Regions from separate parts of the Mus musculus genome. Here region 2 is linked to region 1. The links are chromatin contacts, found by Hi-C or POLR2A ChIA-PET in ENCODE. All regions are on one chromosome and are shown on one strand. The core of a region is the stretch at or near the end of the contact, and the rest is flanking DNA. Distances in the headings are between cores, read along the strand shown.

Region 1 (7,608 bases), core at 3,390-5,889:
CCGTCTGTGGAGCCTGAGTACTGAGCAGAGAGGTGGAAGGCAGTCCAGGAAGTACCGAGGACACAACCCTGTCCCCTCCGTCCCTGCAGTCTCCTGCCACAGTCTCCCCAGCCTCCTTGGCTGAGGCCAGGCATCTGCAGGTGGGTCTCATTTGCAGTCCATGTTGGGACGGGAGGGAACTGGAGTCACAGCTGGAGAGTTATCGAACAAGTTGGTTCAAACCCTGGGGCTTGTAATTCCAAGAGGGCGAGGAGAGAGGCCAAAGGCTGCACTTGAGGAGACTGCAGAGGGCACGCCCAACAGGTTCTTCCTCTCTACAGCAACACAGGGAACACATCCATGTTAAGGGGGCCATCAGGCCTGCCTGTCCTTCCAGGAAGGCTTCAGTTCTGGAGTTCATGCCTGAGTCAGGTCCTGGGTCCAGCCCCGATCCTTAATTCCGACTCTCTCCAACCTCTTCTTCCTTCCAGCCACTAGAGTTCTTGCCAAACTTGTAGACGAGCCGTCGGCCATCCACCCGTTCCAGGATCTCCCGTTTGTAGTAATACCTGCGTGGGAAGGAGGTGGTCAGAGGTGTAGGCAAGAGGCATGCTATGGTCTGAGGTTCGCATTGGTTCCCAGCCCCAGTGTGCTGAGCTGGCCCTCTCTGCCTGAGTGTTCCCTCTCCTCACCTGTTGTGGCCGCGGTGATCTGTAATTATGGCCAGAGCACCTGCTTCTACATTTACTTCTCTGTGCCTTCTGGCTATGTCCTGGGGCTTTTCATAAAGGCCCGTGAACTGAGGGAGAGGGGACTTTAGCAACGCTGAGCTAGTTCACCTTTGTGGCCCAGAGACAAGGGAGCTGAGCTGTCAATTTCTATTCTTTCTCTCAAGTGTCTTTCTTAGAACAAGTCTGCAGGAAACACAGAAATGTTAGCTAAAGCTAAGTGTGCTCACGATCTCTGCCCAGCGCTTTCTTCATGCTGCACGTAACCAACTACACAGGGCCACAACACTGTCCTTGTCCTCTCCATACGGGCCTCAGGCCTGTCTTGTGAAACCTAGCGGAAGCCAGTAGAGCCCAAGCAGAGGTCCCTGACGCTCACACTCACCTCATGGCTCGGCTCAGCTTCTCATAGGTCATGTTGCTGTTCTTCTTCTTCTGGCCCCAGAGTTGGGCCACGGCCTCTGAGCGAAGAAACTTGAACACACCCTCGTGCCGGTTCTCCCACTTCATGAGGCCTTCGTTGAGCTCGGGGTGGATTAGGATGTCTCGGATAAACTCCCACAGGTGAGTACCTCTGGGGGCTACAAGGGAAGATTTCCTCAGTTATCAGTCTGGGGTGCCCCTCTCCTCTAGGCGACCTGGCCTCTCCTATCCCAACGAGGCTAAGAGCCAAGGCATATGGGAGTATATGAAATGTCCTCTTAGTGATTGCTATAGTGGCTGCTTCCTTTCCTGCCCCAAAATGCAATGCGCTAGGCCGACTGCACAGAGCGCTCGATTCTCTCACCAGTTAAGGATCAAACAACTGGTTAAGATGGACAGCGACAGAGACACGCTTCTTTGTGAGGGGGCTCATGGTTCAGTGGGGACCAATGGTGGTGAGAACTTGGCACACATGGGGTCAGAGAGCTGCCTATAGCCTGAGGGACCAAGAAACAGCTTCCCGGAATTAACAGTCCCCTCGGGACAAGAAGGAAAGCAGGCCAGGAGTGCATACGTGCAGGTCTGTGTGTATGGAAGAGGCGGCAGGCAAGACCTTTGGGGTGACCTCCAGGTGGTTCAGAGCAGCTGGAGCACACAAGGCCCGAGGCTCTTTCAGCAGGCTGTGCCTGGAGTCGCAGCCACCCCAGCCTGCCTGGCTCTGAGCACCCACCAGCTGCCTCCTCCCCATCGGAAAGTTCCATCAGGCAAGACAGGGGCCAAGTACAGGGATAGTTAAAGAGGAAGAGTGTGGGAAGGCTGGACTCTCTCCATGGCCTCTCCTAGGACCCTCAGTTCCCTTCTTCTCTAAGTCCAAGCAGGCCTCTGTAAAGAGGCAGTAACAAATGCCATGGAGCCCCGTCAATGCAATGAGTTCCAGCGGCTGTGAGAGGCCAGTGGAAGCTGAAGGAATAGTATCCCTCCGCCCACAGGCCTGGCAGCCCTTAGAGCTTACCGTGCTTGCTCTTCTTGCCCTCCAGACAGTCCCAGTATTCCTTGCTCAGCTTTCTGGGACGCCCCCGTTTCCTCTTCCCGTGCTTGGGTTCCCCCTTCTTATAGTCAGGAAAGCCATCTATGGGAAGGGGGTTGGAAGGTCAAGAGAAGGTAAGGGCAGGGTGTCAACAGGGAGCCTTGCTACAGAAACTGCAGCCATAGGGCAGAGGGGAGTGGCTAGACCCCATGGACAGGACCCCCAAGAACAGCCCTCAACTCACCTCTAGGGAAGACCTTGCTCTCGGTGAGGTCCAGGTCCACATCACTTCCACCGGAGTCAGAAGCATGGGAACTCTGGGGAGTAGCGGTCCCTAGGGGTGAAAAATACCACTTCAATGCCAGGGCCAGCCTACCCAGTCACTGCCTACCCAGACTTCAGATACTGAATGAGTATTCTAAGAACTCGATGCACTCTAGGGCACTTGGAGAAGGCAGGCTGTGGCAAGGGCAGGACTTACTTGCAGTGGAGACATCAGAGCTGCCGGGGGAGGGCGCTCCAGGGCCATAGGTACTGCAGTAGTAGGGACTGGCCTGGCGGCCATCATCCAGGAGTTCCTGGGCAAAAGGACTTCCCTGATCTGAGAAAAGAAGTTAAGAGCTTAGAGAGGCCCAGGATACCAGCAAGGACAGGCACGACCCTCCAGGGACCACAGAAATGACTATGGACTTATTTTCAAGTTGGGAGAGAATATCTCTAGCACTCTGGAGGAGTTACAGATGGGACAAGACAAGCTAGGGAGGAAAAAGGGAGAAAATGGGTTCTCACCAAAGGGGCCCGAGTCGCCTAGGCTCTCTTGGAAGGACATGCCATCCTTCTCCAGCAGCTCGATGATCCAGCTGAGTTCATCAGAAGAGTTGGAGGCTGGCGGAGGCAGGGAGGGAGAGCGTCACTGACCATGGTTCCGGCAGGGGCTCGATGGCTGCACCCTCCTGCCCAAGTCCCAGCCACCTCGCTCACTCTCTAGGCCCTGTGGCTCCCAGCCTAGACTTACTGAGGTCCCGAAGCTGGGCATGGAGCTGGTCTCCCAGAGGTCCAAAGACTAGCCGCAGCTCCTCCAGCGCACAGCTGCAGAGGGTGGCTCCGTCCATGTCGCAGCGGGAGAAGTCGATGGAGCTGGCGTCATACTTGTTCTTCTCCACTTGGTAGCTGATCCACTCCAGAACCTGGGTCTTCGACCAGAACTGGGGCCGCTCGCTAGTCCAGCTTGCCTTCTCTGCAAGGTGGAGTACAGCCAGAGGATCAGTCCTGTCCCTTTGGGATCTTGTCTGAGGTCCTACACAACCCGAGGAGGGGCGGAGAGGGACAGATACATATCCACAATCACAACATGGCTAGTTCTCAAGTTCATCCTCCCTTAATCTGTCACCACAGTTCTTATATTCCCACCACCTCAGCCACTACAGTCTTCTCGGGACTAGGAACACAGTCTAGCATAAATAAGGTCTTGTTTGGGTTCTTTCCCCAGTACTACACAAACATATGAATGAATAAATCCTCCCCAGCCACTAACTCCAGGATACCCTTCCTCCCTGTCCATTTATCATCTAAGAGCCTCTCAGATCATTGGTGTCCTGTCTGTAAAGATTTTACACAGCACTCACCTGGACCTTCCAGTGTCATCTGTTGGTTGTTCAGGGTCAACACCAAGTCTTCAGTGCCAAAGGTAGTCGGAGGAGCAGGAGCCAGGGTGGGGTCTTCTGAGCTGTACATGGCGTTGAAGTAGTTACTAAAAACGTTGCTGATCTCACAGGTGGCAGCCATGAGGGCCCCTGGGAAGAGGAGACAAGGTGGGGAGGGTACAGGTCAGGGTACACTTCCATTTCTGTCTGGCAAAGCCTGGGCAGCAACAGCCGAGAGGCAGGAAGTTCAGTGTTGCTGTAGACATTCTCTCTTCAACACCCCCCCCCTCCACCACACACACACAAACACACACACACCACCACCACCACCACCACCACCACCACCACCACCACCATCACCACCAAGAGCCAGCTACTTGGGGAAGCTGAGGTTGGATGCTCTCTTGAGCCTAGAAGGGTCAGGCCAGCTGGCGCCAAACTGGGAAATTCGGCTCCGAAAAATAAAAATAATCTCAAAGCGGGTGGGACCATGATACAAATTCTTCTGGGGCTCTCTCCACAAATCACGTGGGCTCCTGAACCAAAGAAGCCACCCTGTCCCTCCAAGACACCGATCTGGTCTCTGACCAGTCCCAGAATACACCCACAGTAGCCCCAACACTCCAGCTAGGAACCTCCAAGCCTGAGTGATTAAGTTCAGAACTGTAAATCCACTGGACGGTTCCTGAAGCCAGAGTTAGGGAATGTGACCGTACCGAGGTGTGTCAGGGTTCGGTGTGGCAGGCGGGTGAGCAGGCTTCTGAGGCCACAGGAAGGGAAGAAATCTAAGCGGTCGAAGGCTCCGCAGGTAGCAGTGATGAGTGTGGCCAGGGCGCTGCCCCCACCCGCTCTAAATAGAGCAAAGCAGGAGCTCCTCCCCTCCAGGTCTTCGGCGTACGTCCCCGGTTGTAACCTGAGCTGGTGGCTCATTGGATGCTGGGGATTTCCTGGCCTTCAGACTGGGCTCCCTGTCCCAGGTGATTTGCATATTCCGTGCCACTTGGCCCAGATCCTAGCAGGCGGTGCTGGGAAATCAGGCCTGGCTGGTTTAATGATTGTCAGAATCTGTCATTCCGCACCCTCTGGGGTTGGGCCCTGGGTACTGAACTGGGCAGGTGGCGGGAACATTGCAGGGGTGGGCATCTGTGCCTTAGGCTGCCCTCTGGCCCTGGAAATTCTTCCTGGGGGCCTGGCCAGGGCTGAACTGGGGAGGAGAAAGCAAGGCAAGGAATCTGAACCGGTGGCTGGGTCAAGACTGATGCTTCCAACTGTCTAGAGGTCTAGAGACAAGAAGGGCCTGGTGAAAGTTACCGAGGCTAAGGGGTTTCCTCCACAACACCCAGAAGCTGGGATTCTGAAAGCGGCTAGGCAACACACTGGGCAACATTCACGGTCCAGTGGTGGTTTGGGTCTGATAGTCTGTCTAGTCAGCTACAGAGACCATTTGCTGGCACTTTGCCTGTCTGGAGCCCACCCAAACGCGATGGTTGCTGAAGCGGTAGAGATCAGACACTACTTCAAGTCTTCCCTTGGTGCCTGTGGCGCTCTCCTCGCCTAGGGTCGGCTGGCGGTGCTGTTTGGTTTATCCGCGAGTCTGGTCTGCTCCTGATTACCCTTCTCTCCGCCCACTCCATTAGTATCTGCCTGCTGCCCTCTAGTGGTCAGAAGCCCAACATTTGAGTCATTACAAAGACAAACAGGATGCACATGTTAATTTACTGTTTACCGGGGCCCTTAAAAAACAAAAACAAATTGGGGTGGAGGAGGGCAGCGCACATCTTTAATCCCAGCACTCCTGAAGTAGAGGTAGAAGGATTTCTGAGTTCGAGGCCAGCCTTGTCTACAGAGTGAGTTCCAGGACAGCCAGGGCTACACAGAGAAACTCTGTCTTGAAAAACTAAAACTACAGAACAAAATCCCTCTGGAGATGCAGGAAATTGAACCCAGAGCTTCTTATGCAAGCATTCTACAAATGGGTTCTAGTCCCAGGATTCTGTTCATTTTTGAAACTTTGTCTAGCTACATATACCAGGCTGGCCTCAAACTCAAGAGACAGGCTCTAGAGATGGGTTAAAGGGTAACTACCCAGACCAACACCAGAAACCTTTTTAATATAACTATCCTCATCCAAAAACATCCAATAAGCAATGTGGGGCTGCTGAGATAGCTCAGTGGATAAGGATACCTGCTGCTAAGGATGCTATGGATGGACCCGTGTTCCATCCATACATGATAAAAGGAGAAAACTGACTCCTGTAATGTGGTACTCTGACCTTTATGTGCAAGTGTACACACACATACACACTAAACAAACAAGATATACACACACACACACACATATACACACACACATGTTTGCATCTTTTTTGAGACATGGTCTTTACATAGTTCTAGCTATCCTGGGACTTACTATGTGGCTAGCCTCCAACTCAGAACTCTACCTACCTCTGCCTCCCCAGTACTGGGATTAAAGGCACGCCCACTATGCCTGGCTGTAAGCATGGTTTTAAAAATATTTTTAAAAAGCACTGTTGGACACATGTGGAGATGCATCCCTTTAATCTCTCAACTCCCAAGGCAAGTGGACCTCTGCGAGCTGAAGGCCAAGCCTGGACTACATAGTGAGTTCTAGGTTATCAAGGGCTACATAGTAGTGAGACTCTTTCAAAAGAGAGAGAGAGAGAGAGAGTGAGAGAGAGAGAGAGAGAGAGAGAGAGAGAGAAGAAAAGAAATGATATATAGTTGTTGTCTTGATAAGTGGTTTGTTCAGGCTACCAAATTTGGAAAGTGACAAGCAGTTGTTGGTGCCTTTTCCCTCTGGCTACAACCATCCCACTCAGGGAATTTTTAAAGGGATATAGTAAGTGAGAATTCCAGTCACTTACCCTGGAATGTGGGAGTACAGCTGGTAGAGCGATTATTGCCTAGCAAAAGATATGCATGTGTCTGGAATTCCAGCGCTCAGGGTCAGTCAGTCTCAGCTACATTTGAGTTTGGGGCTATCTTAGGCTACAGTAGATTGTCTCAAAAGCAAAACCATAAAATTAGCAAAGAATCGAGGGTGTGGGACTCGATAAGCCATTAGATGTCTTGCGGCTCCAACTGGTTTGTTTTGCGTTGCCTGAGGAGATAGCTTCGGAGGCTATATGAATTGAGTAAGTTCTCTACACTGAACTGTCAGCATTTCCTGCATCTACGTTATAAGATCTGTGTCTTCTCCTCTCTCCACCCCATTTACAGACACACGACCCCCAGGTAGACCTCAAACGAAAGGAGATTCCTTTCTCTTCTAGGTACCCCATTGTCCCAGGACACAATCTGCCCACCCCCATAGGCTCCACTCTTCATCTTCAGAACGACAGGCTCCTTTCCTCTAGGTCAGGGCTGCTGGAAAACCAAGGGCTCTGGGTAGGATTTTCTCTGGCCCTTCAGGGGACCTCCTCCAAGCAGCCTGAGGCAGACACACCCTCTACCCAGTCACTTACCCTGGAATGTGGGAGAACCAGCTTTTAGCCTCTTGGCTACTCACGTGCTCCTTCCCCTAAGAACACCTGGTTGGGTCTCCAGAGCAAAGAGGAAGAAGACCACAAAGAGTCCATCAGCTAGCTCCCTTGCCTTCACGGGGCTTCCGCTCAGGAGAGGCAAAGCTGCAGAAATCTTAGAGCTAGCGCATCCCCCTGAGTATTGATTCCGTCCACAGTCAAATGGAGGAGAAAAGTGAGAAAGAATTGGGTGAGGTCAGTGCCTTGGAAGGATCCAAGACTATGATGGGAGCAGCTGCGGAGCGATAGCCTGCCTATGCATGTGC
Region 2 (7,608 bases), core at 1,537-4,036, 62 kb before region 1:
ACAGCCAGGGCTACACAGAGAAACCCTGTCTCGAAAAACCAAAAAAACAAAACAAAACAAAACAAAACCACATTAAAAAATCAAAAGAACATAAGAATTGTCTTTCTTGCTATTTTAGATGTAAATTAAAATAAGTGCACTTATCTGGAGGTATGTATGGCCCAAGGAATGCTTTCAGTAAATAGCAGCTGTTACTGGTTTACTGTTATTGTAATTAGATCTCCTACAGGATGGGCAGGGAGACTTTGATGCAGAGATAATAAAGTCAGGACCTGGGTTGAGAAACCTCAGGTTACAGCCCAAGTCCTCCAGCTTCTCCTTCACCCTCGCAGCCTCTGCAACTTACTCTGGGCTTACAGCTCCCTGAGTGCTCAACTTCCCTCAAATTAGGGCGCAGAAAATAGAGGCATCTATCTCAAAGACAGGAAGCAAAGACTGCTGGAGTCCAGTTGCTGAGGGTAGTCCTAAGGTTTTGGCCCACTGAACTCCCTGCCTGTAGGGATAACTGTAAGCTGGAACACTGACTACATGGCCAGCAGAAATGGAACAGGAAGCCCTGAACTGGCCAGCACCAGGGTGATAAGCTGAAGGGTGCTTGCCCACAAGAACCAAGGTCGGCTATGGCCTGTGTGTGGCACTTCTCCTGCTCTTCCCTCCTACTCTCCTATTGCTGGTCCTTTTGCCTTGCCCAGAAAGCGTATTCCTGGAATTCTGTGCTACCCCACCTCTCCATCCTTCATGATGGTCTTCTTAGATCACCTTTCTACCTTTCTGAGAGCTCTCTGAAAAGGGATGTAACAAAGTGTAGAACACTGGAGCTGGGTTCTGAGGTACACACCTGAAATCAAAACACTTGGAAGACTGAGGCAGGAAGATCACACATTTAAGGCCAGCTGGGCAAACAGTAAATACATTTGTTCAGTGTTGGACTCTGGGTGTAGCTCAGTCGATCGAGCTCTGGCTTCTGTTTCCAAAACCACACAAGACTGGGCAGGGTGGCTCAGGCCTGTAATCTCAGCGCCATTCCAGTACTGGGGAGGTAGAGGCAGGAGGATCAGAGGTTCAAGGCCAGCCTGGGATAAGTGAAACTGTAGCCTCCCCCAGCCTGAAGCGGGCTGGTACAAACCTTGTTACTGAGGTGGGCCCACCTGCGGTGCAGCTTTCTGACTTGGCTGGCTTCTTTTGAAGTGACAACTGCCCTGAGATTCTGCCACCTGCCAAGAGTCTGAACCTGTCTTCCTGAGAGATTCCTGAATAAACTGCCAGCCTGGCAGCCTGGAATGACTCCAGGCACCAAGAGTGGAACTGGCGACTTACTGCTAACGGCTCTGGCGGACTAGTGCTAACAATGTGGCAACAAAACATCAAGAAGCCTGGCATGGCAGGGGATGGGCTTCCCCCCTTTATAAGCACAGACTGCTAGTAAACATTGAGCCTTGAACAGGGAATCATCTTGGCTCCATTATTTCTCTGGATCTTTCAGCCCCAGCCTGCCTCCCAGGTGTACCCAGTCCTTGTAAGCGGCAGGCCGGCTTGCTACATGAAATAATTTATCAAAAACGTTTAAAGCCGGGCGTGGTGGCACATGCCTTTAATCCCAGCACCTGGGAGGCAGAGGCAAGTGGATTTCTGATTTCGAGGCCAGCCTAGTCTACAAAGTGAGTTCCAGGACAGCCTGGGCTATACAGAGAAACCCTGTCTCAAAAAACAAAACAAAACAAAACAAAACAAAACAAAACAAAAAAAAAAAAAAAAGCCGGGCGTGGTGGCGCACGCCTCTTTAATCCCAGCACTCGGGAAGCAAAGGCAGGCGGATTTCTGAGTTCGAGGCCAGCCTGGTCTACAAAGTGAATTTAAAAACTGTTTAAAATTTTTTAAGGCCAGATGAAGTGGTATTTGTCTTGAACACCATCACTGCAGAGGCAGAAGCAGTTGGATCTCTAAGAGTTGGAGCCAGACTGGTCTACACAGCTAGCCAGGGTTACATGGTGAGACCTTGTTTCAAAATTATAACAACAACAATAACAATAATGTATATACACAAGTAATACACACATTTCATATGTGTACATGTACACACGTGAGCACACACAGTTCTCTATTCCCTTTTTTTTTTTTTTTTGATTTTGGTTTTTCCAGACAGGGTTTCTCTGTGCAGCCCTGGATATCCTGGAACTCACTCTGTAGACCAGGCTGGCCTCGAACTCAGAAATCTGCCTGCCTCTGCCTCCCAAGTGCTGGGATTAAAGGCTCTATTCCCTTTCGTGCCTATCTTTCTCCATTGACTGCTTTTTTTTCCTTATCTCTCATCCCCTCCTTCCCAGTGATGGCTTCCACCTAATCCTTCAGTCAAGTCAGGAGAGACCTGAGTTTCTCCCTTGATGCGGGCAGATGAATGAGATGCCCGCTCAACCCAAGAGGCTGCTGCCAAGTGGTACAGCAGAGCTGGCCCTGCCACTTTGTCCCTTCCCGGTCAGTCTGGTTGTGGACATCTGTTTCTTTAACTGCCGATTTGTTGTGGTGGTTAATTAGCACTTATCTGGATGTCAGGCCCCTGAGGGGACACCCTGGAGCAGTCCTTATAACAGTCATCTCCTTCAGCTGGGCTTACAGTCTGAGAAAAAGAGACCAATCCTTCAGTCTTAATGTCCCCCAGCCCTGGCCTTCACCTGCGGGGCCTGGGTACCAGCCCCTTGTGCCTCTTAAGCCCTCTTGCAAGCCAGGAGCGCAAGCAGCCTGCTGCAGCTGGCCTGAACAGGACTGGACTGGGAACATCTCCAACCCCCCAGAATGGCCCAGTGTCAGTTTCAGGCCCTCATGGGGCAGGAGGAGGCTGAGGGTGGGGCTGCCAAAGTCAACAAAGCCTGTTTCCATGCGCAAGGACCTGTTTGGCACCTGCGATCCTGTTTTCCAGCCCATGAGCCTTCTCCCTGGGGTCAGCTGGAGGTCCCCTCCCTCTCGTCCCCAACTCCAAAGCTTCTCCTTCTTCATCATGAGGTCTGCTCAACTGTCCTACAGACCCAGAGACCTGTGACACACTCCAGCGTGAGCCCCATTGCCTCTAGAGCAGTGGCTCTCAGCCTTCCTAATGCTGGGGCCCTTTAATACAGTTCCTCATGTTGTGGTGAGCCCAACCATAAGCTTATTTTTGTTGCTATTTCATAACTAATTTTGCTACTGTTATGAATTATAATGTAAATCTGTGTTGTCCCAGGTCTTAGGCGACTCTTGGGAAAGGGTTGTTCAACCCCCAAAGGAGTCATGACTTCTACATTCTTGTACCAAACATCTCTCATAGTCTACAGATCAGACCCACAGTCTAGGGCTATTTGCATGAGCTTATTTATTTGTTTTTAATTCTTTTAAGATTTGCTTATTTTATGTGTGTGAGCGTTTTGGCTGCATGTGTATGTGCCTGTGTATAGTTCTAAGCTGCAACCGGGTGGATACCGGGGACTGACCAAGTCCTCAGCAAGAATGACAAGGGTTCCTAACTGCTGAGCCATCTCACCAGCCCCCATTTACATGACTTGATCTTCATCTCCTACGCTAGCATGGCCATAGCTTCTGTCCAGCTAAAGAACTCTATTTTATCTGAGGAACTTCTCCAAAGACCAATCGTCAATGGAGGCATCCAGGTCTTACTATGTAGCTGTAGCTGGCTTGGAACTCATTATGTAGATCTGGCTGGCCTCAAACTCTCTGAGGTCTCCCTGACTCTCCCCTCTCAAATGAATGCTGGGCTTAAAAGCATGTACCCTAGGCCTGGCTTTTCCTACCAGTTATTGAATCTCTGGCAGTTTTGGTTTTGGTTTTGGTTTGTCTTGTTTTTTGAGATAAGGTTTCTCAGTGAGGACGTGGCTGTCCTGGAATTCACTCTGTAGACCAGGCTGGACTTGAAGTGAGAGATCTACCCTCTTGCCTCTGCCTCCTGAGGGCTGAGATTAAAGGCAAGGCGGGAATCACTGGTGTTTTGATCTGTTACTTAGTGATTTATACCTGGTCTCATTCTTCAAAGCCCCCTCCCTCCCTCTCAATGAAAGGCCTTTTTATATTTATTTATTTTTTGCATGTGACTTTTCCCCTAGACTAAGAATTTAAGTCTTCATGCATATTAGACAAATTCTCTACTACTGAGCCCCAACCCTTAATTATTCTTCCTTATTTTTAATTAAAAAATACTTATATGTGCTGGGCGCGGTGGCGCACGCCTTTAATCCCAGCACTCGGGAGGCAGAGGCAGGCAGATTTCTGAGTTCGAGGCCAGCCTGGTCTACAGAGTGAGTTCCAGGACAGCCAGGGCTACACAGAGAAACCCTGTCTCAAAAAACAAAAAAAACAAAAACAAAAACAAAAAACGTATATGCATAGCATGTATGCCTACATGCATGTGCAGGTGCCCTCTGAGGCCAGAAGAAGGGTAGAATCCTCTGGAACTAGATTTATGAGCTGCCCAGTGTAGGTGCCGGGAACTACATCGAGTCCTCTGCAAGAACAACAAATGCTCTTAACCACTGGGCCATCCCATCAGCTTCTATTTCTTTGTTTCTGAGAGTCCATCTGCCCTACACTGACTTCAAGCTCTGCGTAGCTGAGCATGGACTTGAACTGATACTCCTACCTTCACGTCCCAGAGCTACAGCAGCACTCTAGTCTTAGTCCTGCGAAGGATGGTACCCAAGGCTTTGCGCTTGCTAGGCTTGCTCTCTACCAACAAAGGCACAGTTCCAGCCCTGGAGCCATGTTTATTCATTTTGTTAGTCAATTTATTATTTATTTACTTAAATTTAGAAACAAGGCCCCACTATGTAACCCAGCCTTGATTTACCATCCCCCTGACTTAGCCTCCCGGATATTAAGATTACAGATGCCACCCCTAAAATATCTTCAACCTAAACTCCCAGTTGCCAATACTACGGAGGTGGCTATCTCCCTTCAAGATGAGTACTAAGCTGGGCTAGATACTATCACTGAGTTGATAGTAAATATATGTGAAGCTGACGTTCAACAGTGTTTTGGTTTTTTTTTTTTTTTTTTTTTTTTTTTAATCTCCCCATCACATAAGCTGTTTTGGTTTCTGCAGGGGCAACTTTAGTAAGTTCCCAAGCCCAGCCTTGGTTCTCCTGACTCCCCCAGGGTCAAACCAGACTCCCTGGCTCACAACTGCCTCTGTCAGGGAAGAAGCCTCCGGCCACCCTCAAGCCTCCTCCTAGTCAATGCCTGCAGTCGCAGAGTGAAGAAAGAAAGCATTGATTTAACTAACAAATGCACTCAGGGTGTAGCAAGCTTGGGTACAAGTGCCACCAATCCACAGGCCTCTCCCTTGCTCAGGGAAGGACAGCAAAGCTCTTGCCGCTGCAATAGGCTGATTTGCTTGGCAAAGTCTGAGGGTGTTGTGTGGTTATATCCAGGTAAGTTGTACAGCAGCTGCAGATGGGCAAAGACAGCGCCAAGCAGGCTGCTGGTCCAAATACAGCTGTGGCTATCTCCCCACCGAGCATCCTTCTTTATTAGTCCAGATTCTCTCTCTACCCTGATACCAGTTTGCTTGCTCAGGTGTTGATACCTGGCAAAGAGGAGCCAGCCCTTCCCCAACATCAGTCTAACAGGGATAAAGATTACGGGTTTTTTGTTTGTTTTGTTTTGTTTCCGAGACAGGTCTCAAGGTGTAGCTCTGGCTGTTCTGGAACTTGGTATGACCAAGTATATCCTGAGTTCAAGGCTAAAGCAATTCAGCAGGGAGCCCCGCCTCCTCTGAGCTTGGGCTTGCTCCTTGGGCGGAGCATAAGACGTCCCTAAAGGCCTTTGCCCTTCTCCCCCACGCTTGGCGGGAGCCTTGGTTGCCTCGCCCCAGCACGGCCCTACTTCATCACCCCTCCTCCTTGCCCTGGGCGCGGTTGTCCTACCTCCCCCAGGAGGCTCCTGGGGCGCGGGTCCCAGGTCTGTACAAAGAGTCCTTTGTCTGGGCTGGGAGCAATTGTTCTCCCCTTTATGGAAACAAGGGCTGGGTCTTATAATCAAGCTTTCAGAGGCTGGATCAAAGGGCACTGTAGCTTGGGGTGTCGGGATTACGGAGCTGTCCTCAGGGAACTGCTGACAGCCTGTCATCCGTCTCTAATCCTCGTACCCTTTTTTTCGTGGGCTGAACCTGTGTGAGCCTTGGGGTGCAAGGAAGCTGGGGGAGACCGGCTCTCTCCTCCTGCTGGCTCTCAGGGCTCAGGTTACAGCCCCTGCCAGCAGGGCACTGGGTGTGAACGTGCAGAGAGGCACTACCTGGTGAGAAAGGGTGGTGACTGATTTGGCTCAAAGCCACCAGATCTCCCAGATCCTCTGTCAACGTGAGTGGAGGTGGGAGCGCATGCCCTCAGATTCACAGAGGCCTCCCTCCTCCCATCTGGGCGTGGCTTCCTCTCTGTGGAGATACCAGGGCCTGGTCCCCTGCTCTGCCCACAGCTTCCCCTCATTCTGCCTGTGGTTCCCTGGACCTATCTCTCTTTTTCCACCTCTCCACCTACTTTAAGGTCCTTCCCACCACCCTTGCATCTCTTATTTTGCAACAAGTGGTGGGCCTTTCATCCACGGGGACCTTGCCTTCTCCATCACACATGTGCACCCCTGGGTCCCCAAGACAACAGCTTGCAAGTTCTAGACACAAGTTCTTTGTCTTTACAAAGAAATCTGTTTTAAAACTCAAGGAAAGCAAGACCAGGGCTCGGTGGTTAAGAGATACTGCTCTTGCAGAGTACCTGAGTTCAGTCCTCAGTACCCACACTGGGTGACTCACAACCCAAGCTCCCTGTGCCACCTCTTGCCTTCCATGTACATGCACCCACACACAGATGTGCACACATAGTCACATAATTAAGAAGAATACAAATTTTTTTTTTTTTTTTTGGTTTTTTCGAGACAGGGTATCTCTTTATAGCCCTGGCTGTCCTAGAACTCACTCTGTAGACCAGGCTGGCCTCGAATTCAGAAATCCACCTGCCTCTGCCTCCTGATTGCTGAGATTAAAGGCGTGCGCCACCATGCCTGGCTGAAGAATACAAATCTTGAAGAAAAAAAAAACCCACCCCAAGTCTTAAGTCACCCGTGAGCCCCCCCTTACCCCCCCAAACAAACAGATAGACAAACAAATAAACAACCCAGACTCTCCCCAAGGCTGGTGACTCAGGCAGCACCAAAAAACCAGAGCTAAAGAGGCCTTCGGAGGCAGTTCAGAGGCCTGTGACACCCCTCCCCCAATGCCATGCAAAGGGTTTTATACCTAACCGTTGTTCTAGGAGCTACTCACTGGTTTTGTTAGGAATTTCAAAACAATTTACATGTCACTGGTCATGTACCAACTTGGCAAGTTTAAAGGCACAACCGAGGCTAGAGGTTGACTCCCGGGGTCATGAATTTGGATCCCTTCCCCAACTTGTCTCCTGGCCAAAGTCATAAAAGTCATAAAGGTTTGTGACTTTTGGAGAGTGTGGGGGAGAGGTCTGGATTAATTAGCATGTCTGGGAAGTGGTCCTTTCCTGAGAAGCTAAGAGTCAAACAGAGGAAGACTAAAGGACATGAATAAAGGTGGGGACCCAAGCAATGGCAGCTAACATCCAAGAC

Evidence for each region. Hi-C counts contacts between places; a loop is a spot of excess contacts on that map. ChIA-PET counts read pairs that join two places held with the same protein, here RNA polymerase II (POLR2A).
Region 2: POLR2A ChIA-PET joins it to region 1 with 73 read pairs in embryonic stem cell. The contact joins the enhancer-like site here to the promoter of Elf3 in region 1. A Hi-C loop is called at or near these places in 5 of 37 maps with a recorded cell type or tissue (gastrocnemius, mouse embryonic stem cell and mouse trophoblast stem cell). POLR2A ChIA-PET finds 5 or more read pairs at or near these places in 4 of 5 experiments (Patski and embryonic stem cell).

What each region holds. Positions count from the first base shown.
Region 1 is chr1:135,253,833-135,261,440 of GRCm38, forward strand. It overlaps Elf3 (E74-like factor 3), which reads right to left and starts at 4,640. Exons shown (of 9, transcript NM_007921.3): 1 at 4,517-4,640; 2 at 3,783-3,950; 3 at 3,173-3,394; 4 at 2,947-3,042; 5 at 2,639-2,758; 6 at 2,402-2,491; 7 at 2,143-2,259; 8 at 1,093-1,288; 9 at 1-548. The coding sequence starts at 3,942. The coding sequence ends at 434.
Region 2 is chr1:135,193,300-135,200,907 of GRCm38, forward strand. All of the region lies in intron 1 of Gm41955 (a long non-coding RNA gene), which reads right to left. Among named protein-coding and RNA genes, the nearest start is that of Gm41955, 5.0 kb to the right of the region's middle. Within about 2 kb of position 2,787, at least 1 of the 3 ENCODE cell types and tissues checked has a DNase peak (open chromatin) inside an H3K27ac peak, as active enhancers do; it is gastrocnemius, where a contact is called at or near this core.